Linked DNA regions of Mus musculus: regions 1 and 2 are each linked to region 3. The links are chromatin loops, found by intact Hi-C in ENCODE. Cell type or tissue: gastrocnemius. All regions are shown on one strand.

Region 1 (8,000 bases), 180 kb before region 3:
TCGGGGTATAGCAAAACCCTTCATCACGGAGGAAGCACATGGTAGAGGAATCCTACTCACTTCAAGGTGTTTGGAAGTACACAGAGATGGGGAGGAGCCCCAGTACAGATCTCTTTCAAAGCCACGCCCTCCATGACCTAACTTCCTTCTGTGAGGCCCCATAGTCAAAGAGTTGTATCACCTCCAGATAATGTCACAGGCTAGAAACCAAGCCTTTACTTAGCACACAGCCTTTGTGGGACATTTTAAGATCCGAACCATAATACACAGTAAGCCTTTCAAATGCTGCCCAGTCCCTGTTACACAACAGACAGTTGACTGGATGAGGTAACACCAGGACACCGCTCTGGCATGGTCATTGAGTCTCAGTGTTCTGACGTTAAGATTCAATGATGAGAGTCAAACATTTGCTTAGTAAGTGTTATGCTTCTGTTTCTTTAGTCACTCTGTACAGAAATAATCTGCTCTGGTTCCCAGGAATGCTTTTCAGGCGATAGAATTTAACTTAAGCTTTTGGTATAGACACATTTAAAAAAAAAAAAAAAAGCCTCATTTTCTTGCACCAAAAGAAAATTTTCTAGGCAATGTGTATTCTTTAAAAGCTCATACAGCTCAGAGAAAGGTGCCATTTTTAGTTCCTGCTTCTGTTATGAGTTTATTTTGCCTTGTATTCAGCAGTTTGCCCAGCCGTTAAAAAAAAAAAAAAAAAAAAAAAAGACAAAAGGTAAAATGATAGAGCAGTTAGAAAAATATGCCTCACTTTACAAAGGAAAACATGTTTATCCTGAACCAAGAGAATTCAGAACAGATTCTGTTCAACAGAAAGACTGATGTACCCTGTAGCACTCTCTAATGTCATTTGATAACCCTGCCATTCACACAGCCAAGCAGCACCGGTGGCATGATGGGGAGGTGGGATGCCGTGCTGCGCAGGAGCTAGCAAGCACAACCCTCCATACCATAGTCCACACGGAGCCTGGGAGGGAGCCCACTGCTGTGGATGGTGCTCTAGGGCACTGTGACAAAGCTCTCTGGGTTTATATCAGCCCCCAGCTCCTATCCATCATGGAAGGGATTCAGGGCAGGAACCCAAAGACTTTGAATCTGAAACTGCTGAGCACCCCGGCTTGCTGCCTCATGGGCTCATGCTCCACTGGCTTTCTTACACAGCCCTGGACTGCCTCTCAGGGAGTGGTGCTGTCTACAGAGGATAGGTCCTCCTCCAGTCAGTTAACTGTCAGGACACGCCCACAGACCAGTCTCATCTGGCTGGGCCCTCCCTCATCTGCACCTCCCTCCTCAAGTGATTCTAGACGTGTGAAGTTGACAGTTGAAGGTGACAGGGACAGCAGGCAGAACAAAGCCCTTGCCATGGCCTAACTCAGCCCCTCATGAGTCTGTGCTTTCTCCGCAGATGAACTCCGGGATAGTGACAGCGTCTGTGACAGTGGTGTGGAGACATCCTTCCGCAAACTCAGCTTTACAGAGTCTCTTACTGGAGACAGCCCACTGCTATCTCTGAACAAAATGCCCCACGGTTATGGGCAGGAAGGACCTATTGAAGGCAAAATTTAGCCTGCTGGCCGTTCCCCCACACTGTGTAAACCAAAGCCCTGACAGTCCATTGCATCGTCCCAAAGGAGGAAGGCAAAGCGAATCCAAAGGTGCTGGAGAATCGCCGGCCTGCAGGGTCACTCGATTTCATTCAAGGCCTTCCGAATTTGGCGTCCTTTCTTGGTTCTGAAATGAAATGTAGTTGCCACGCACAGACGGTGTCTAGCAATCATGGCGCTCGCTCGCTCAGCTGCACTCTATGGCTCAGGTGCAGTGTCTTGAGCTTTCTCTGCTGCTACTGGATCACATTTGCTTTGTGTTGTTACTGCTGTCCCTCCGCTGGGTTCCTGCTGTCATTAAAAGGTGTCGCTGTCCCCACCCGGTGTCCTTTCTAGCCATCTACTGTAAGTTGTGCATTCAAATTAAGATTAAGGAAAAACATATTTTTAAATGAGTACCTTGATGCGCAATAAAAAAAAGACATTTCTTTTTTTAATGTGGTTTATCTGTGATTTAAAAATAAAAAACACATGAACTTACAATATTTAAAACATGCTACAATCAGTGCTGAAAATAGTATTTTCCCCGTTTTATGCATTTTACTATTGTAAATATGTTTTCTAAATCAAATACTTTAAAAGAAGAAATGTTGAATTTATAAATGCTATTTACTTTTTTATTTTACTTTTATAATAAAAGTACAAGCACATTGTTGACCTAATCTTGTCTGATCTCTGCAAATGCTTTCTCAGAGGAGTCCCTGTGACTGTGGGAACAGCCCCACAGCCCGTTTGTCACATCCACATTCTCCTTTAGACACATTTCTTTGAAGCTAGAAATGTTCAAACTGTGGAAATAAAAGTGTTCTAACCCAAGACTGAGGTTCCGACCCAGGCAACATCATCTGGACGCCTAGCATCAACATTCCAATCTCTACACCGTTCCTCTCCAGCGCATGCTGTCTGTGTCTATGAAGGATAACAGACCCCAGCTTCAGCACTTCATCTTCTGGATACGATGTGGCCGTTGCGTTCATAGCTAACTACACAAAACCTGTACAAGATGTGGTCCTTCATCATGTATAGAGAGGGACTGATGAAATACACACACACACACACACACACACACAGACACCACAGCAACTGGCTGTTAATAGTTGCTAGGGGAATGGGAGTCCTTTCTTCAAATGGTATAGCACATACTCCAGTAACTATTCCCTCCCCATGTTCATGCAGGCAGCCCTAATTAAACTTACTCATACACACAAGCACAGAAGCAGGAAAGTAGGAGGCGGAAACGAGAAGGCAGCGGGGTTTGTGGATATGATCTCAGTACATCCTATACATGTTTAAGATCATGAGAAAATATACATTTTAATTAAAAACTAAATTCCAACATATGTAAAAGATTTTCCAGTATGGAGTTTAGTAAGTCTGCATGGCTGAAAGTAGAAAGAGGGAAGATTAATGGCTTGAAAGAGGTCTTAGTTTGGACTCTGGTGTGTGACCAAGGTCATTTAGTGTGTAGTGTAAAGATCAAATCCAAAACCTTCTGGTGAAGTGGCTTGGCAGTTAAGAGCACTGATCTTCCAGAGGACCAGTCAGTAGGTTTAATTCCTAGAACCCCTCACAGCTCACAACCACCTGTAACTTCGGTCCCAGGGAATATGATGCCCTCTTCAGGCTTCTGTGGGCACCAGGCATATAAATGGTGCACAGATATACATGCAGGCAAAACATCCATACACACAGAAAGAAAAAACCAAAAACCTAAGGCCTTGTCATGCCACACAAGTGATCTACTACTGATCCCACGGAAGGGCCTGGAAACCCACCAGCTATTACCTTTGGGAACTGCCTTCACTACAAAGAGCTCTCACCCCCATTTCCATGGTAGTCATATGAATGCCTTTCCCATTGCTGGGACCTTCAGATCCTGGGAGACAGGCTAAAGTGATCTGGGCTATCTCCCTCACACAGCTCAAGGTACCCCAAATAGACATCTTGTATGTCAGTGTCCATATGACAAAATATTCCAAACTTACAATGAAGAAAATGGAGGTCCAGAGAGCGCAACTCAGTTGTGGCTAAGGTGCATCTGCGTTTATATCCAGATACTTAGCGCCTAGGCTTGTGAGTTAGAGAATGATTTTATTGGGACAAAAAAGATGATAATGACTGAATCTATTAGTAGGGATTTGGTATAAGATTAAGTAAAATATCATTAATGAAGAAATGATTAATTATTTAAATATATAATACAAGCTACTTAATAATACTTAAATTATTTAATAAATATTCTAAGTGCCTAATCATCAATTAATCGGAATCCCTTTCTACCAAAAATTCCATATGTATGAAAATTTAAACCATACGAATTTTAGACATACCACCAATCTTAGACAAACACCCTTGACATCGAGAAGGCCCTAATCGAGACTTCATTCTGTGATGTAAAAGCAGAGCAGATTCTACCTCTTAGAATGCATCACAAATGAACAGAAACTGGTTAAACAGCAAATTCTGTTTTCCATTACAGTACCCTCTCTCCACCCTAACACACCCTTATTCTGCGTTGGAAACTTTAAGACAAAACTGTCTTGCTTTGGTGTTTCGTAATACTTCCTGGGACAGCCATGCCACCATGCCCCAGCCAGGACTTTCTATGGCTGTTAGCTGTGCGTCTTAAAACATGGTGCTGAAGCCCTTCCCACAGAGAGACACCATTGTTTCCTGGGTTTAGGCTCCTGAGTCCAGGCCACCTGTGGCAAGGCAGGAACGATGCTGAGTGACTTCCGAAACTAGGTCCGAATTTCTGCCAACCTTCCCGGAACTACCTTCTCCTGGAACTCAGTCACCCTGTTCAGAGGGTGCCAAGCAGCCATGAAGAGAAGGCCAGTACAGGTGTTCAGCCAACAGCCTTAACCGAGGTCCTAGCCAAAGCTTGCCAAGCCGACGGCTGCCAGGTGACCCTGCCTAGCCTTTGGGCTGTCTCAGCAGATGCTGACCATAATAGACATGGGCTGTTCTGCTGTTCTCCTCAAATGACAGATTTGAAAGCAAATTAAATACTAGTGGGGGTTTTAAGCCCTGGGTGTAGAGTGGACACCACCATTCTCCAGGCATTTGAAAAGACAGCTTGCCTACCATAAGTTCAGCAGAAAAGATACTGACTGGAGGGACACCAACCAGGCTGCCCGTACCAATATGTAAAATAGCATTTCTCTTCTTTAATAAACAATCCTGGCTCTCTTTTGTTCCAGAAACTTCCCCTTCTTACCAGGTCTCTACGCTAATCCACATGAAGGCAGCCAGAACTGCCTGCCTCTCAATGGAAGGAGAGTCCACCTTCACGCCAGTAGATGGAGATAAACACCAGAGGCAGTACAGGCGGTTGGTCGGTTGGTCGGGTGGGAAGCTACAATGAGCCTGAAAGAAGCTTGCCCTGAAAGCTTTCCTCACAGCAGGCCGCCACTCAAAAATAGCTTCCTCAGAACTTCAGTCAGCTTTTGAGGTTTCTGTACTCTGCAGGCATAACCCAAACCTTTTCAGGATCTGCAGGCCTTTCTTCTTGGGGGTGTGGGGGGAGGGGGAGGAATCCCTGCTGTTGTTCATTTACCCACCTGGGTCCCCTGGGGCAACTCTCTGCGACACAGCAGACACAGCAGTCACCAGTACAGAGTACAGCCCCCAAAGCCTGTTAAGTCTTGGCTAAGAACGCAGAGGGGCAGAAGCCAGCCAGAATGGGCGTCTTTACACGCCAGCCCCTTTCAGTTTCCAACACAGACAAAGAGCTCAGATTTGACCCATTCCCAGAGTCAAACACAGGTCAGCCCCACTCCAAAGACTGTCTTTGAGGATGCTTTCAAAGTCTTTGATGAACAACCGGCTTGTTTTTTTATACCAGCTCTGTGCAAAGATGGAGTCATAATGTGTCAACCCATATGCAGTGTGGTCCCAGAATACCACTAAAAGGACGTATTGCTTGGTAAAGCTGGGCTTGTGGCACATGTCTGTAATGCCAGTGCTCTGGAGGCTGAGGCAGGGGGATCACCATATGTTTGATGCCAACCTGGACTACATAGGGAGGAGACCCTGTCTCCTAAGTAAACGATGGTGGTGATGATGATGATGACAATGATAACGACAACGATGACAATGATAATGTTGAAGATCCCCTTTCCTTTCCCAAAGCAACAGTGTACAACTTAAGTGACAGTATGACTTGAATGAGAAGCATCATGGCATGGGTGGCTTTGTTCTGCAGTGCGCGCGCGCGCACACACACACACACACACACACACCTCTATCTCCCGACCACATGCAAATGTCCCTTATGCATTTCCAATACATTTCTTTCTGTGATCTGGGAACAACCACCTTACATATTAAACAAGCAAATATCTTTAAAAACAGGAGTGCTTCCACTTAAAAAATACTTCCCAATCGTTATTTCCATAACACTCTGAGGTAAATGGGGGGGGAAGGGTTACACCTCCTGCCATAGTCCACAAGACCGTGTGCTGGTGTCTGGCCCTCCCTGGAGAGAGAGGCTGGACTCTCTGTAGAGAGAGAGACTCAGTCATGAGTCTTTACAGCTCAGGCCTCAGCTTCGGTCTGTAACCTCTCACAGGTGCAAGGCGGCCCTGACGGAACAAATCACACGGATGTGCCAGAAGCAACAGCTTGCCAGTCAGGGGCATTGAAGGACATTACTCACAGCTGGCCAAACAGCTGGAAGACAGCACCCGTGAAACCATTTCCTCTAAGAACGCTAAAACCAGACAGAACCGCCCCCAGACAGGGCAGGAGGGGCCTTGAGAGTACATGCCGGTCTCTCTCTCTCATTCCTTCTCCTTCCAGACCCTTCTCTCTAGCTTTGGAGCTTGCAGGAGTTTCTCAACGCTGCCTGGCTTTAATTTCCTGGGACGCAATCCTTCCCTTAACAAGCACATAGCCCTCAAAAACACACCCATGTGCCCAGCCATGGTGACACACACCTTTAATCCCAGCCCTTGGGAGGCAGAGGTAGGTGGATCTCTGAGTTGGAGGCCAACCTGGTCTGAAGAGTGAGTTCTAGGACAGAGAAACCCTGTCTCAAACAACAACCCCACCCAGGTTCCAGTCCCATTAGTGCACAATCCCTCCTCCCAACATACCCAGAGAGGCCAAAAGGACCAGACAGGACACCTCTAGAGAACCTTACTGCAGCCTCCTAGACAGGCCTTGCCACCCAAGCTAGTAATGACCCATCCGACTCTCTTCCTGGGGCGCCACAGCCCCTGCACCTGTCCTTCAACCACCAAGCCACAGAAATACTACCCTTTCCCCCTGTGTGAGGGCAGTGTGAGCTCACAGCACATTAGTGTGAGCCACCCAGATCTATGCGAAAGCAGCTCTACACGTCTTCCATCCTAGTTTCGACTCCTTGAAGATCAGAGTCACTATTTGGCCCTGCCTTCCCCACCATCCAGCCAAAAGCCTATTGTGAGGGGCTGGGGAAGAGCATTTGCACACAGCGCGTGGGCCAGCCATAGGCACAGGGACTCCTTAAAGCTGCAAAGAGGAGCAGACAGGCGGTTGAATGTCATCCCTCCCCACAGGCAGCAGCTGATGGCCATATCTTTTCTTTGGTTACGGGGGCTTCTTTATATTTGTCATCTAACTTCTCCCCTATCTATTCCAGAGGTTTGTGTCAAGTTTCCAGAGAGTCACAGTAAGTAAATTTCAATTAGACATCACTCAGGGCCAGCAAGGTGACTCAACCTGTAAGGCCGCCCGCTACAGGAACCTGGCAACCTGAGTCAGATCCCCCAGGACCCACAACAGGGTAGAAGGTGCGAACCGGCCCCATAAAGTTTCCTCTGAACTACACACACACACACACACACACACACACACTTTGAAAATCACTTGGCTGCGACCTGTTTGCCAGGGTAGCAGGACAGATAGAAGTGAAGTAAATTAATAGAGCAGGAAGTAGCTCTGGTATTGGACCTTGTGACCCAGTTTCCATTCTGCCTGCCAGGCACCTAAGACAGAAGCCAGAGCTCTGTTTTAGAGAGCTGCAGGCTCCTTCCTTCTTTCTCCTCTCCCTCCCCCTCCCCGTTTCCTTTCTCTACCACCCTCTGTCCCTTTCTTCTTCTCCTCTCCCTTCCTGACACATTCCTCCTTGCCCTTTCTCTTCCTGTCTCTCATTTCTCTCTTCCCTTTTCTCCCTCTGTTCTCTCTTCCTCTCACTGATTCTCTCTCCCTGTTTCTCTCCATCCTCCACTCATCATAGGCCTTCACGACTTCCTTTCCTTCCAGAGAACAGTTGCCCATGCCTGTAGTCAGGGCACCATCAGCCAGCTCCTGCAGGCTCTCCCTCGCCCTCCCCTCTACTTACAGCAAAAGGCTGCAGAAGCCTCCCTCCCTCCAGAAGCTCACTGAAAGCCAGCCTTGGCC
Region 2 (8,000 bases), 100 kb before region 3:
AAGGAACAACCTGGAATTTGAAGTTTGTACTCTGGATGGCATTCAAGCCCACAATACACAGGACTCAAACAGAAACTTCTTGATCTACTGGGCAAGGGCTAGCGGAGGCTCACCGTGTAAGAAAGAAGAGAATAGGAAAGAAGTGAATAAGAAGTCAAAGAAGTGAATATTTTTCATCAGTAACAAGGAACTAAATCATGATGAACACTGCTGTACTGTGGTTGTTTAATCAAAGGAAGCCTTGATAAAGGACCAATGTCTCTAATGTGCTCCATCAGTTAGCAGTGCTACATCCCATCTACAGATGGAAAGTGAGTTAGTTACTGACTGTCTAGGCTGGGATAGGAACAGTGAATGGGAACGGGAAATGATAACTAATGAGTAACTGATGATGGCTGATTTAATTAGGGCTTCTATTGCTGAGACAAAAAAAAAAATGCCATGACTAAAAGTGACTTGGGGAAGCAGGGGTAATCTCAGTTTACAATTTAGGTCACTCTCCACCAGTGAGGGAAGCGAAGGCAGGCTCTGGAGGCAGGAGTGGAAGCAGACGCCTTAGAAGAACGCTGCTTCATATATATATATACATATATGAAAGTGTCCTACATTTTCTTACACCACATCTACCTGTGATAGCGCATGATTTTTGATCCTAGCAGGGAGGCAGAGTAAGGCAGACCTCTGTAAGTTCAAGGCCAGCCTGGTCTACAAATTGAATCCAGGACAGCCAGGGCTATAACAAATAAAAACCTTGCCTCAAAAAACTAAAGAAAGAAAGAGAGAATGAGAGAGAGAAAGAAATTGTGGTTCTCAATTGTGGTTCTCCCTTAGATAACTCCGGTATGCATCAAGTTGAAACAAAACAAACAAACAAACAAAAACCAAAAAAAAAAAAAAACAGGATAATGGTGATGACTGCCAAACTCTGAATATACTAAAAGCCATGGAATTGTTCTTTAAATTAAGCAAATTTCATGTTATAAAGATCAGAGTTCAATAAAATTGTTTTTGTTAAGATAAGTAGAAGAGTCTGGGTCTCAGAGAACCATGCCACCCCACCATACAAAGCCCTAATAGTGTCAATTACTTTAAAGACAGACTCTTTATTCAGACACATCATTTGGGCTGAGTTGCTGAGAAGGAGAAATTGAACAAGTTGGGGGTCCATGGCAGGGCCAGGGGTGGTGGGGCCAGTGTCACAGGTACGCAGTGAAGCCAGTATTTCCTTTATGAAGCCATGAAACAGGCTTTCTCTTCCTGAGGAAAAGCAAGTAATGTTTTCTCACACCATCAGAGACTAAAAGGCAAACCCAAGACACTGGATTCTGCAGTTTCTGGGTAAAGTCAAAACCGGAACGTGAGGAGGCTCTACTAAGAGAAATGCCAGGCAAACTTAGACATAATGGGAGAAGGCAGTGGAGAAAGATCGAGGCGGCAAATCCACATCCCTTGGCACAAGCTTGGGAAGAGGCACCTGTGTTACATGAAGAAGAGCAATGGGCTATTGGGATGTAAGCTACTTGAGTAGGGATGTCAGCTGGCTGGATTTGGGATGTGCTATGTTCAAAGGGAAATGGGATTTTGTCTGGGATTTTTGTGCTATTTGTTTTTCTTTTGTTTTGTTTTAAGACAGTCTCAGGGAGCCCAGAGTAACCTGGAACTCACTATGTAGTGGGAGACAGGATTCTTGTGAGAAATATTTTAAGCATTATCTGGAAAGAAAAGCCTGACACGCAGTAGCTTGCACCACCACTTGGACTACCATGTGGCATGGTTCTCCTAATATATTGATCGTAATATTCTGGCTTCATTTTCAACACTGAGGGTTGAACCCAGGGTCTTATGCACACTAAACGGGCTCTTTACCCTATCCTGTGGCTTTAGATTTTAAAGCGATAATAAGTAATATAACAAAAAAAATCATACACAAGAAAATTGTTCAAATTTAGTAATAATGGTGGCTTGTATACTTGCTTACAGTCTGCTTCGCCTAGAAATATTTTCTTATGATAACAGAACACTGCTGAAAGCAATACTTGTAGTTTTCTTTATGGCCACATGAGTAAGGTTAAGGTCATAGTTTTGTATTACCAAAATTAACCTGTAAGCTTCCCCTGCCCAAGGACCAAGTAACCTCCTGGAATGCTGGGAGTTGTAGTTCTTATAACAAAAGCCTCATGGGAAAGTATGGTGGCCTATGGGTTTGTCTTTATAAACCCCTGCAACAGTGTCTCAGGGCCATTCAGCTTGGAAATTCCAGGAATGGCCTTGACCAAAGTCCATCTCTTAGTCAGTACTTAATATTTAATAAAGCTTGCTTCAAATTTGGCCCAAAATGGTGGAATTGGTTTTTCTCCAGAGAATCTCGGGATTGACAGTATCAATGGTTGTATAGCACTAACAACACTGTAGATGGGGGAAACGTGCTTCAATGCCTAAGGCTCTAGGCTCAGATCCTAGTACCATCCCCGTACACACACACACACACACACACACACACACACACACACACACATACACACATACACACACACACAACACACACACACACCACACACACACACACACACACACACCACACACACACACACACACACACACACACACACACATATACACACACACACAAGCACTGTGGTGGCGAGGGAGCCTGTGAAGATAACTTGGTCAGTAAGGTGCTCGCTTGCCATGGAAGCAGAAGAATTTGAGCACAATTTACAGACCAACATAAACGATGGGCACAGGCACAGCAGCACTTGCCGGCAAGCCCAGAACGGGGGAGGCAGAGACAGGAGGACCCTTGCGACTCATTGACCAGTCTAGCAAAATTGGAGAGCTCAAAGTTCAGAGAAACAAAAAGCAAAGTGGACAGTAATTGATTAAATCGCCTGGCATTTCTCCTTTGGCCACACACATACATACACACACGCACACACACATGCACACACACAGAATAACTTCACAAAAAGTACTGCTGATCAATACATCAATACATTCTCCAAGACACTGGGGAAGTCCAGGGCATTTATATAAAATGGGATTTAGGTGACTTCAGTATAACCACTAGAGCAATTATTCCCTAAAACGCAATGTCATGACTGATGAGCAGTGGCCCCATCCTCACATATAAAATGAAAAATAAATTACACAGTCACTTCGATAACACAAAAGTCTAATCTGATTTAACTCTGATTGATATACAACCTAAGCAGACATAAAGCATAAATGAAAATCTTGTCATAATACAGTATATAGCACATAGTATACATAATATAGTATATATAATATACTTTTAAAAAAATTTATTTAATGTAAGTACACTGTAGCTGTCTTCAGATACTCCAGAAGAGGGCATCAGATTTCATTATGGATGGTTGTGAGCCACCACATGGTTGCTGGGATTTGAACTCAGGACCTTTGGAAGAGCAGTCGGCGCTCTTAACCACTGAGCCATCTTGCCAGCCCTATAATATACTATATAGTACATAGTATCTATGGGCATAGTATATATACTATAGTATATATGGACATAGTATATATAGTATATATGGATGTAGTATATTAGTATAGTATATATAAAAATATACATACCTGAGATTAAAGGGGATTTTAAATTCCGTGCTGTAGGTCCAGTTATCTAAGGAAATCCATCTATAGTTCAGGTCATTAAATCTGTAGTAAGGATCCTGTTGGTACAAGATAAACATGGTAGCCAAATATGCTAAAAATAAACAATTGAAATAGGTAACAAACAATGACTATTGATCACCTAAAAATTAATGAACTCTTGGCCTAGGAAAGTCAGACGATTAACACTGAGAATGTGGGCTGTGGATCAGAGGCTGCAGATACGGCCCAGTGGTGGGATATGCAAGGCCCCGAGAACAGTGCCCAGTGCTGTAAAACGACGAGGATGTGGGAGAAAATTCCCAACAGTATGCGTGAAATGAAAGAGCTCTGCGGTACAAATAATACTCATTATCAGAGAACGTGTCCGGAGATAGATACCGGCTCCCTTTGTATTGATTGTTTTTTATTATATATTTGTTTATATGTGTGAGAGTGCTCAGGCATGCACCACCGTGGGTCTCCCTTCTCCCCAGGGCCATCGGCCATCGGCCCACGTGGACGAAGTGGGCAGAGTGGTTGAACAGGGTATTGGATGGCCTGTGAGTACAAAAGAAAATGAAGTCATTCCAGGATCAGTTTTAGGGAGACAGACCAACGTTTTTAGGGGTGAATCAATGGTTAGATAGTTTAGGGGAAAGGAGTAGGAAAATCCAGGATGGACAAAGGTCATTGGCTGAAGGCTAAACTGAGCCGCCTCATTAGCCTAGAGAGGCATCCCAGGAATCTCAGGTGCTTGCCGATCCAGTTCTTATCAGGAGAAAGGAAGCTGAACCTGTAATCTAACCAAAGACATTCCACAGATAGAGGGGAGATGGGGGACCGGGGTGGGGGTTGAACTCTCCGGAGAAGGTCAGAGAAGGAGAAGCCCTGCTGGTAAAGAGAGTCCACCATTTTGTGAGAGCTCAGAAGGCTATCTGGACAATGGTAGACTTTGACCTTAATTAGCAGGGCAACACTCCACAGCACCTATGTGGGTGGTCAGAGGACTCGGTGGGAGAATCAGTTCTGCGTTTCCGTTGTGTGGCGTCCGAGAACTGAACTCAGCCATCAGGCCTGGCAGCAAGCGCCTTCACCCACTGAACGGTCTCCAAGAGACTCTGGCTGCCTCTTTTAAGCCAAACATAGAACCTCCAAAGTCCTGGCAGTAAATAAAATCTGACCGCCCTGGGACACGTTTCCTTTCTCTCCCAGGGCCCAGTTCTTGCTCTTTGCTTCCACTACCCCGGATAGCCTCCAGGGGGCAGCACATCTCCTGCCCTCTACTGCCCAAAGTTCAGCAGAAACTCCCATTCCTTGGAGACCTTAAGCATTTCCAACCTACTTTTCACTACGCTTTCTAAGTGAGCGCTGCTGGGGGCTGAGTAGAGACCACACAGGCAGTAAGTACACTCACTGCCACACTCATAGGATCCAGCTTTCCTGGATTATCCATGTTAGCAAACTGCAGCCCGTGGGCTTGATTCTGTGTGGCAGCCAGTCAAGGGCCAAGCGCTGACAGACTTACTAGGAGTTGTGGATATGGACCAACAGGCAAAGCACTGTTGCAAAGGTCTAAAGATCTCAGTTTGATTCCCCAGCAACATCGTAAAAGCTGAATGGAACAATGCCTGGAAAGTAGCCCAACAGCTAAGAGCACTTGGTTTTTTTTTTTTTTTTCGGGGGACCAGGATATGATTCCCAGCATTCAACTGGTGGCTCACAATCATCTGTAATTCCATTTCCAAGGGATCCAAGGTCCTCTTCCAGCCTCCCTGGGCACTGGGCACACACTAAACACTAATGCAAATAAAATAAAAAAATTAAATCTATCCGTTTTTTTAAAGGACAAGGAGCCAAGCTTTGTAGCCCTCCTGGGCTGTTGACATAGCCGATAGCAAAGTCACAGTGACCCCGACTATAATACAAAGAGGAATGATTTATATAAATCTATTATCCAAGCCAATCAGTTGCTGTAGCACCAATTTTTTCCCTTTGAGACCTATTCCACTGGTGCTAGAGAGAAGACTCAACAGTTAATAGTTTTTGTTTGTTTGTTTTATTTTGTTTTTTGAGACAGGGTTTCTCTGTGTAGCCCTGGCTGTCCTGGAACTCACTCTGTAGACCAGGCTGGCCTTGAACTCGGTTAATAGTTCTTAGTACTCTTGCAGAGGACCCAAGTTTGGTTCCCAGTAGCCACATCAGGCAGCTCACAACCACCTGTATCTCCAGCCCTCTTCTAGCCTCTGTAGGTTCCTGGAGATGGGTGGTACACATAAACTCACACAAACTTAGTCATAGCTAGGAAGAAGGGATCACAAATGAGGAAATGCCTCTATCGGAGAGGCCGTTAGGAAGGTCTGTGGGGTACTGTCTTGATTAATGATTGATGTGGGAGCACTGAGCCCACTGTGGGCGGTGCTATCCCTAGACAGGTGGTCCTGCTTATATGAGAAAGTAGGCTGGGAGAGACACGAGGAGCAAACCAGTTAAGTGGCATTCCTCCTTCTACACTTCTGCTTCAGTTCCAGTAGACTGTGACTCAGGATGTGTGTGCTGACGACTTTATGTCAACTTGACACAAGCTAGAGTCATCTGAAAGGAGGGAACTTCAGCCAGGTGTGGTGCTGTACACCTTTAATCAGAGTACTTGGGAGGCAGATGCCAGTGCACCTCTGAGTTTGAGGCTAGCCTGGTCTACATGAGTCCCAGGGCATCCAGAGATACTAGGTAAGACTGTCTCAAAAAATAAAACAGGGCTGGTGAGATGGCTCAGTGGGTAAGAGCACCCGACTGCTCTTCCGAAGGTCCGGAGTTCAAATCCCAGCAACCACATGGTGGCTCACAACCATCTGTAACAAGATCTGACGCCCTCTTCTGGAGTGTCTGAAGACAGCTACAGTGTACTTACATAAAATAAATAAATAAATCTTAAAAAAAATAAATAAAATAAAATAAAATAAAACAATCCGGGCAGTGGTGGCGCACGCCTTTAATCCCAGCACTTGGGAGGCAGAGGCAGGCAGATTTCTGAGTTTGAGACCAGCCTGGTCTACAGAGTGCGTTCCAGAACAGCCATGACTACAGAGAGAAACCCTGTCTCAAAAAACCAAAAATAAACAAACAAATAAATAAATAAAAATAAAACAAACAAGAAGGAAGGAGTCACAATGGAGAAGACAGCTCTATAAGACTAGGTTGTAAGGCATTTTCTTATTATTTCTTAGTGGTTAGTGGGAGAAGGCCTAACCCATTGTGGGTGGAAATGGGTCAGAGCTGTTGGTCCTGGGTTCTATGATAAAGCAGGCTGAGCAAGGCACGTTGAGCAAGTCAGTCAGCAGCACTTCTCCAAGGCCTCTGATTCAGCTCCGGCTCCAGGTTCCTGCCCCGTTTGAGTCCCGGACCTGACTTCCTTGGATGGTAAGCTGTAATACTGAAGCATAGTCAAAAAATAAACCCTTCCCTCCCCAAGTTGCTTTGGTCATGGTGTTTCATCACAGCAACAGAACCCCTAAGATAGAGCTGGATGTCATCTCCTGGAGGGCAGTAACTCCAGGAGTAGAAGAAAAAGCCAGTGTTGTCCATGATCCTCTGCAATGAGAGTGGAATGGCCGTGTTTGACTGGTAGTGACCATCTGGGCAGCTGTCCAGGCTTCCCACCCATGAAGCAGCATCATAATGACTCCAGGGGAGTACACTGCCATCAAGGTTTCAACCTGCCACACATCGTTCCTAACTAGGGTAGCTTGATAAGCCACCTCGGGAGAGAGTAAGGTGAGCTTTAAAGCTACGAAACAGATTTGTATTTTAAGTTGTGCTTCGGGGTGAGACGCTGTCAACTGGTGTGTGGAAGTCCCAACTACCTTGCTTCCCTTTCTGCTGCTCTGAGCCGCCCCGGTGAAGAAACACAGAATAAATATTTAAGAACTCAGGCTGGAAGAGAAGCCCAGTTATTAACTTGCCCAAATGTCTTCACTCAGCCCTATTTATAACTCCGCACTGTGGACTTAAACCAAGATGGTTAAAAATATCATGAAAGAAAAAGACTAGCAAGCTTCGAGGGCAGCTCAGCCAAGGACGTCAACACACTGCACCCCAGGGCTAGCGGGGGCAGCAGGGCTTGGGTCTCCTTCCTGTGTCTGTGTTCCTTGCAGGAAGCTACGAGGGAAGCCCAAGAAGGCAATCATGCTAGATGTGTTTTCTCACATGAAGAGAATTTACAGGCTAGTTTCTCCCACTTATACAATTCCAACTTTTTTTTTCCATTTTACTGATGGGGGAGGGGGACCCAAGTGCCAGGCCTCACGTATGGAGCCAGAGGAGAATGTATAGGAAGCGACTCTTTCCTCCCACTATGTGGGTCTCAGGGATTGACTTAAGGTCGTTAGCCTTGG
Region 3 (8,000 bases):
TGAACTAGGCTGCGCAGCCTAGTGAGCCCCGGAACGGCTCGTCTCCTCCTCAGCAGTTGGGTTACAGCTATGTGCCTCAGTGAGGGAGGGCCAGGGATCAGAACTCCGGTTCTCATGATCTGTCCATCTCCTGAACCCGTAGTCTTCCCATGTAGGTGTAAGAAACATTCCATCTTTGTAGTAATAAGGCTAAGAATTATTGAGTATTTATGTGTACCAGACATTACATCAAGCATGGACAGGGCCCATAAATGTATTTCATAATGTCAGTGAATTCCTCTATGTGATTTTACCTTTCTTGTGACCAACAGAAAGATCCAAAATTAGAGTTGGAAAATATCTGTGCTGAGGGAGTTTTACAAGGTCTGCACTCCAAGCTCATAACTGCCTATAGGCAGGGGAGAGGTAGAGCCTTTCTCGTCTGTGGCGGTGGGGTGTTCAGAGACTCTTGATTCAGTGCCCCCAAGCGCCTGCCTTCACCATCAGATTAACCAGGTACTTTCCCACAGATGGTCAAATCCCAGCATGAGTTCGGATGCCTTGTTTGTGGAAGCCATTCTGCTCTGTAAAACCATTGCTACAATGCACAGCAACAGTCATTGAAAAATATTCCAGCTGCTGCCATCCTTTTTGGGCTTCACAGAAGGCACATTTATTGGAGATTGGTGGTCTAGAATGAGATGGTCAACCTTTAATTTTGTCAAATAAGAACAGTGAGAAAAGTGAAAACTGTCTCAGAATGTAATTCTAAGTGCCCTGAGAAGAAAATAGTTCCCTCCCCTCCACATTTTCCACTTTAAAACATACTGTTACTCTGCCCAGACGTCCACGTCTGGGCGCAGGCTGGGGTTTTAGTAAGCTTTCACAGGAGCATAAGAATTGCCATCCTCTGTAAATTCCCAGAGTTCTATCGTGTGCTGTACACAGGCACTGAATAACCACACACACATGAATTGATAAACCACTTGAGTGTTGTAGAACCTTAGAGAAACAGCTTTCTTAGCTTCCTCACGATTGTTACGGGGGTCACCTAAGCTGCTGAAGTAGAGCACTACTCATTCCTTACTCAGCAAACAAGCACCAGCCTTACAAAATACCAGGTATCCTGGGAGCATTAGCAGGGTGATGGGCTAATGACTCACTGGTGTGGATAATTAAGCAAGATGTGTTGTGGAAAGCACGTCACAACTCAGCTGCGAGTTTGCTGCCTCCTGGTGATTCACTCACTGAAATGCTTTTGTGTTTTGTAACCTAATTTGTTAATAAGTTTATAGGAAGCCAATTAAGCTAGCTGCTGATCTGTATCATTTTTGTTTCATAGTCTTTGATTAGAAATGGCAGACTGTATTCCTAAACTATTTTAATGCTCCACTCCAAAACCAAACCGAACCAGGTGACTGTTGTACTCGATACCTGCCCAACAAGTTTAACTAATGAGATTTTACTCATTCAGACTCATCAGGGCCTGCATCACCAATCTGAAAAGGCCTAAGGATGGGGAACTGCTCACACGATCCAAAGCCAGTGCCCGAGCCCCTTCCATCTTCAGTCTACTTAGTTTTCCTTCATAGCAAAATCCAATTAGTTGGTTATCTGTTTTCTATTCCTAAACATAACACTTGTATTAAGAACTTTCTACAGCAACCACATGATGGCTCACAACCATCTGTAATGCTATCCAGTGCCCTATTCTGGTGTGTCTGAGGACAGCTACAGTGTACTCATATATAAAAGTAAATAAACAAACCTTGAAAAAAATTACATTTTAAAGGGGGGGGGGTGGTGGCTGGAGAGATGGCTCAGTGGTTAAGAGCACTGCTCTTCCAAATGTCCTGAGTTTAAATCCCAGCAACCACATGGAGGCTCACGACCATCCGTAACGAGATCTGACGCCCTCTTCTGGTACATCTGAAGACAGCTACAGTCTACTTACATGTAATAAATAAATCTTTTAAAAAAATTCATCCAGAGGCAGGTGAACAATAAAATGTGAGTGCTGACCAGAGAAATAACCAAAAAAACAAGTGAGAATTGAAAATGAAAGGCGAGCAGCTTGAGAAATTTGCATCAGGTAGTGTGATAGTTGAGAAGGTAGGATGTTACATTCACTGATACAGTACCCACTTTTGAAAGCTTAGTGCTAAACGTGGTATATCTAGGTGGAAAAGGTACCCAGGGTGTTCTTTGTTTTGTTTTTGTTTTTTCGAGACAGGGTTTCTCTGTATAGTCCTGGCTGTCCTGGAACTCACTCTGTAGACCAGGCTGGCCTCGAACTCAGAAATCCGCCTGCCCCTGCCTCCCAAGTGCTGGGATTAAAGGCGCGCGCCACCACGCTCGGCCCCGAGATGTTCTTGGTATGTGAGGGCTTCACTGCAAGAAGTTTCCCCATTGGGCTGGAACATTTCCAAACTTAATTGCTAACTTACTGCATAATTTTCTAAAATACGACAGGTGGTGTTTGAATCGCATAGATTGTGTTAGAGAATTTGCCCGCTACAGGGGCAATTGAAAGCCAAATGTGCAGCTGTGCCGCGACTGCCTCCACGTCTCTGGTGCACACAGACTGGATGAAGGAGGACACCTGTAGCTGCTTTCTGTGTTTAACTGCTGCATCTGCCCCCAGGCTTTTGTTCATAGTGGATTTTGACTGGAAGCCCTATTTTTCATTTTACTCAACAAATCTTTCTTTTGCAGAAGTCATGAAGCAGTCTTTAAATACAGTAGAATTACAAGCAGGTACACACTGCTAAGGACATTGCTCAGAGAGGCAGTAACAGGGTCTTTCAGCTCTCCCTTGGCGGGGTGGGGGCGGGGGGTTAAATGCGCAGATGCACTGCACATTAAGAAATGATGCTTTAAACAGTCTGGGTGAAACAGCTTGCGGAGCCTGCTGCTTCTCTCCTCCTTGAGGGTCCTGGGAATTGGACTCAGGTTCTCAGACTTGGCAGCAAGCACCTGCTGAGGTCTGCTCTTCTGATATGTTTTTGTAATGATAAGTACCGGCCCCATAGCCTGGCTGCTCCCTGGAAGGAGAGGATCTGCATGGACAATGTGACCTTGCTTCCTGATTAAAAGTATTGGTTAAATAAAGACGCCAACAGCCAATGGCTGGGCAGAAGAGACATGTGAGTGGTTTGGGTTTTCCAGGCTTGGAGTTGGAGGAGACCCTGAGGAGGCAGAAGAGGAGGAAGTGGAAAAAGGAGAGAGAGGACACCAGGGGTAAAAATCCTAAAATAATGGCCACGTAGGATGGCTGATTGGAGTTAAGAGCAGTGTTCTCTGACCCAAAGATGTCAGGATGCTGGGTGACATCACTAAGCCAGATGTGCCCTTTCTGTGGTCTTCCCCCACCCCAACCTTGAGGATTTACCTTCCCTACTTCAGCTGGTGGTGGGGCCTGTGGTTGGCCACTTCCTTTCACCAGATGAGAACCTATCAGGGCTCGCCCATAGAAATGGTGTGTGCGCTACTGCCACCTTGTGGCCGTATGTTCTTCACTCGCGCAGCACCATAAAAATTCAGTGCCAGAAACCTGAGCAGCGTGCATTTTTCCTGGCCACATCTTATCAAGCCACTGCTAATGCTGGATGTTGAAACTACGAGCGATAAAGCGGATCATAGGTTTCAATGTGGCAAGTCCTGTAAGGACAGTAATGTCCACGTGACAGCAAGTTAAAATGGTTAAGTGCCTAGCTCTCTCTCTCTGTGGAGTGATGACAGATGTGTCTACTCATTAAGCAGAAACTTTGCCTTGGTGAAGCATTTTTGTCGTGGAAAGAGTTATGGAAAGAGAACATGACAGATAAAAATGTCTTCTAAAGGAATCTACAGCAGTTGAAATGTGGACATCGGATACAGTAGAATTTCTAAAGTACTGTCCCACCGAGATTTCCTCACCCCAGTTCCTAGAACCTGTGAATCTATCCCACCTGTGAATATACCACGTGATTTGATGGGCCATACTCCAGGAAATTATCTATGCAGGCCCAATCTAATGTCTTTTTTTTTTTTAACATTTATTTATTTGGTGAGCGTGTGCGCACACACTCATTCATGCACACAAGAGCAAGCACGCAAACACATATGTAGATGTCCCCTTCGGGGCATGTGCTCACCCCGTGGTACTCATGCCAAGAGCTGGTTTTCTCTTTCTATCAAGGGTCCCAGGGATCAAGCTCAGGTTGCCAGTCCTGACTGCAGCCCCCTTCACCGCCTGGGCTCCTCTTGCTGACCCCACAGAAGCTCTCTGAAAAAGTTATTATTTGTACCGGGTGTGGTGGCTCACACCTTTCATCTCAGTACTTCGGGAAGCAGAGGCAGGTAGATCTCTGTGAGTTTACAGCCACCCTGGTGGCTTCCAATAAGATACCAGGCCAGACAGACGTACATAGTGAGTCTGTGTCTTAACAAAGTTATTTGGTTTTTAAATCATGGCAAACTACGTACATAATTCATCATCGTTCCCCATCGTAAGTGCGCACTATAGCAGTTTAACTGTGCTCGCATTAGGTGGCCAGCTGCCAGTACACTCCTAGTTCAGCTGAAGTTGAGGACCACTGAACAACAGTCTCCTCTCTCCTCACTTGCTGTCCTGCTGTATTGTTATTCTTGCTCAAACTGTACATGGAACTCCTATCAACATTAGAGGAAGTGACACAAAATTGTCTCTTGCTGCGCACATAAAGGGTTTTTCTTTGTGACTCAGTTGGTCTGGATTTTTCAGTTCTCTCAGTCAGAAATCCATTGACATTAAAGAAAGCGTCAGACTGCAGCATCAGTTTGACCAATTGGACGTATGCTTTCATTTCTTCCATTTTCAGTGGGAGGTGGTGCCCTGGTGCACGTGTGGAGTCAGAGAGCAATTGTGGGAGTCAGTTCCCACCTTCCACTCAGACTCGTGGAGTCAGATTCGGTCATAGGGCTCAGACACGAGCATCTTCACCCTTCCCGAAAGCCTAGTATGTCTTCATTCTTAAGAAAACAGGCATGGTGCCAGGCATGGTGGTGACACCTTTAATGCCAGCTCTAGGGAGGCAGAGGCAGGTAGATCTCTGAGTTCAAGGATAGCCTGGTCTACAGAGTGAGTTCCAGGACAGCCTGAGCTACACATGACAAGGATGTTGTAACTGAAATCCCGCATTGTGCCAAGGAACCTGGTTGGTAAAAGCATTCAGTAAGAAGGCAGAAGTAAGCCCTTAAGGAATGTTAAGGCTAGTGTTATTATAGTTTAATTGTTTATTTTATGTGTGTGTATCTGGGGTGTGGGAAGGCATGTGTATCATAGAGCATCATGGGAATTATGGAAAACCTTGCTGGAGTCAGCTTTCTCCAGCCACTGTGTGGAATCTAAAGATTGAACTTGCTATGCCTTAGTGGTAAGCTCCTTTAGCTTGTGGGAAATCTGGCCAGCCCTAGGCTATTTTAACATAGTTTAGATGTACTTGTGTTTTTTCTACATGTAGTCTGTGCACCATGTCCCTGCCTCGGGTCCACAGAGGCCCCTGGAATCCTGTTCTGATGCTCTTGAAGAGCAGCCAGTCCTCTTAACCACTGAGCCCTCCACCAACCCCGCTCCACCTCTGTGTTTCAAGAGATATTACTTATAGGCAGATACCAGTTTGAAGCAGATACCAGAAGCTCTCCCAGAAGCCCCCATACCCTCTAAAGAGCAACGCCCACTCCTCCCCACCCCCAACCTGGCAAACATCATTCTGTTGTCCCTGAGCTCACAGAGCATAATGCCCTCAAGGGCCATGAACATCATAGCATGTGTCAACATGTCAAGCTTTATTAATTAATGGTAAGTGTTCCCAAGTCTCTGCAGAGCCCACTTTATTTACCGGTATGCCTGTTGGTTGGCACTGGCCTTTGTGCTATTGTGATAACACCATTATGAATTCAGTTCACACAACTGTCTCAAGAACCTTATTTGCATATATTCTGGGTATAGAACCAGAAGTAGAAATGCTAGATCACATGCAAGTTTTGTTTAATGGTTAGAGTATATGAGAGAACATGTTCATACATGCACACGAGTGTGTGTGTGTGTGTGTGTGTGTGTGTAGAACAAGATGCCAAAGGAACAGCTCGTGATCATACATGATTGAGAGAGAACAAGAGAACACATCTATACTTTTGTCTTTGTGCAGGCCAGAGCTGTCAACCTTGTTTTTTTGTTGTTTTTGTTTTTATAGTCTCTCTGACTAGCCTGTAGGTCATAAAATAAGCAAGCCTAGCTGGCCTGAGCCTCAGGGATCCGCCTGTGTCTCCTCAGCACTGGGTTTACAAAGAGCCCATCATCTGGCTTTTTAACTGAGGTCTTCACACTTGCACTGCAAGTTCCCCCTACTGTTTTTTGGAAACAGAGTCTCATCTAGCCTGGGACTGCCTCACACTCATTATGCATCCAAGAGAGACCTAGAACTTTGGACTCTTCTGGCTCCATTTCCTAAGTGTTGGGAATTATAGGCATGGGCCACCATGACAGGTTTTATGAAGTGCCAGGAATCAAATTTATGTATTCATGCATGCTAGAGGTGCGCTCTACCACCAGTCATAACCCTAGTGCTCATAGAAGCTCTTTTAAAATATATAGGTGTGTGTATGCCTGCATGTGTATGTGCCTGTATGTGCATCATAAGTATTCAGTATGTATGGCCAGAGGGCACTGGACCCACTGGAGCTGGAATTACATATAGGTGTGAACCATGGTATGGATGGTGGAAACTGGACCTGGTGGGTCAATCTGCAGGAGCAACAAGTGCGCTTAATTGCTGAGACATCTCTCTAGCCCCAGTAGAAGCACTTTTAAAAGTAAATTCTAGTTTGTGGTAGAATCCTAGCTCTGGCTGGTCTTGAATTCCTGACATAGCAGAGCCTGAACTGTGAATCCTCCTGCCTCTACTTCCTGAGTGTTGGGGCTAGAAGCATGTTTGACGATTTCCCACTGGGGTTGAACACTGCACTCCACTAGTCAAGCATCTTACCAACTGACCTTTTTCTCCCACCTCCCAAAAGCACTTCTAAAAGGCAAGCTTAAAGTCCTGGCTGCCGACATTTTAAAAAAGGGATCTCCTATTGTTGATGTTATTTTAAGGCAGAGATGTACTATGTAGCCCAATCTGTCCTTGAACTGTGTAGCCCAGGCTGGCCCTTTCTTTATGTGTGATCCTGCCTTAGCCTCCTGACTGCTGGGATAGAAATCTATCATCATCCTGGCTTCACAAAATTTTTTGAACATTTTATTTATTTTTATGTGTATGATGTAGAGGGAGGTGTTGATTCCCTAATTGGTTATTGATTGTGTCAATAAAGGAGGCAGAAGCAGATTGCTGGGCAAAAGGAAAAAGGTGGGATTTCCAAGTCGCTAGAGGAGGAGAAGGGACACAACAACCACATAAGGCCTTAGGGCAACCAGAGCAGGTGGTGGCCTCCGACACTGGCAGATTGCTGATATAGGATAGCAGATAAGTTTAGGGCAATAGGTTCTACACCCAGCAATTGTGTTATCTGGCAAGTTTTAAAATATAAAACTGCCTAGTGTTTTCCATCCATGGAGCTAAGGTGGACAAGAGAAGAAAGAGAGCAAGTTTTCTTTTTTTCCCCTAATTTATTTGTTTGTAGATCTTTCTATGCAGCCCTGACTGGCTTGTGTAGACCAAGTTGGTCTTGAACTCGACAAACAGAGCTTGCCTCTGTCTCTATGGTGCTGGGAATAAAGGCATGTGCCACCATGCCCAGCCTCTGACTAATTTTTTAACTAAAGTGATGGGAATTCAAGGGAATTTTTTCTTTCTCTTTAGGTTCATGTAGTTTTACTATGCTTACTTTGTATTACAATATAGAATTCACAATCGTCACAAAGACCACCTTGCATTTTTCTAGGGTATTTACTGACTGACTTGATTCTTGAACTATGCAGGTATTAGACTGAAGGACCACTGCAGTTGACTGCAGTTTTTATTAAAATTTACTCTGAACCAAGAACCAGAGGAAAGCCC

What was found. Hi-C counts contacts between places; a loop is a spot of excess contacts. Peaks named below come from ENCODE experiments on the same cell type or tissue, not always from the same donor. Only the 100,000 strongest peaks of a DNase experiment are listed, where the experiment ranks them.
Region 1: a loop joins it to region 3, with 5 times the contacts of the local background. A loop is called at or near these places in 18 of 42 quality-filtered maps.
Region 2: it touches region 3 in a loop (5-fold over the local background); 16 of 42 quality-filtered maps call a loop at or near these places.

The regions. Positions count from the first base shown.
Region 1 is chr3:135,578,930-135,586,929 of GRCm38, reverse strand. Nfkb1 (nuclear factor of kappa light polypeptide gene enhancer in B cells 1, p105) reads left to right here. Exons shown (of 25, transcript NM_008689.2): 25 at 1,415-2,275. The coding sequence ends at 1,575. Among named protein-coding and RNA genes, the nearest start is that of Gm46827, 25 kb to the left of the region's middle. In gastrocnemius, a CTCF peak has its summit at 4,900 (motif pointing right); DNase peaks (open chromatin) are centred at 4,431, 4,992, 5,164 and 7,988; H3K27ac peaks cover 4,682 bases.
Region 2 is chr3:135,502,595-135,510,594 of GRCm38, reverse strand. It overlaps Manba (mannosidase, beta A, lysosomal), which reads right to left. Exons shown (of 17, transcript NM_027288.3): 2 at 3,592-3,686. Among named protein-coding and RNA genes, the nearest start is that of Manba, 21 kb to the right of the region's middle. In gastrocnemius, a CTCF peak has its summit at 4,867 (motif pointing right); a DNase peak (open chromatin) is centred at 4,855; H3K4me3 peaks cover 1,136 bases; H3K27ac peaks cover 3,168 bases.
Region 3 is chr3:135,397,937-135,405,936 of GRCm38, reverse strand. No RefSeq gene overlaps it. Among named protein-coding and RNA genes, the nearest start is that of Cisd2, 21 kb to the left of the region's middle. In gastrocnemius, CTCF peaks have their summits at 1,905 (motif pointing left) and 3,488 (motif pointing left); a DNase peak (open chromatin) is centred at 3,468.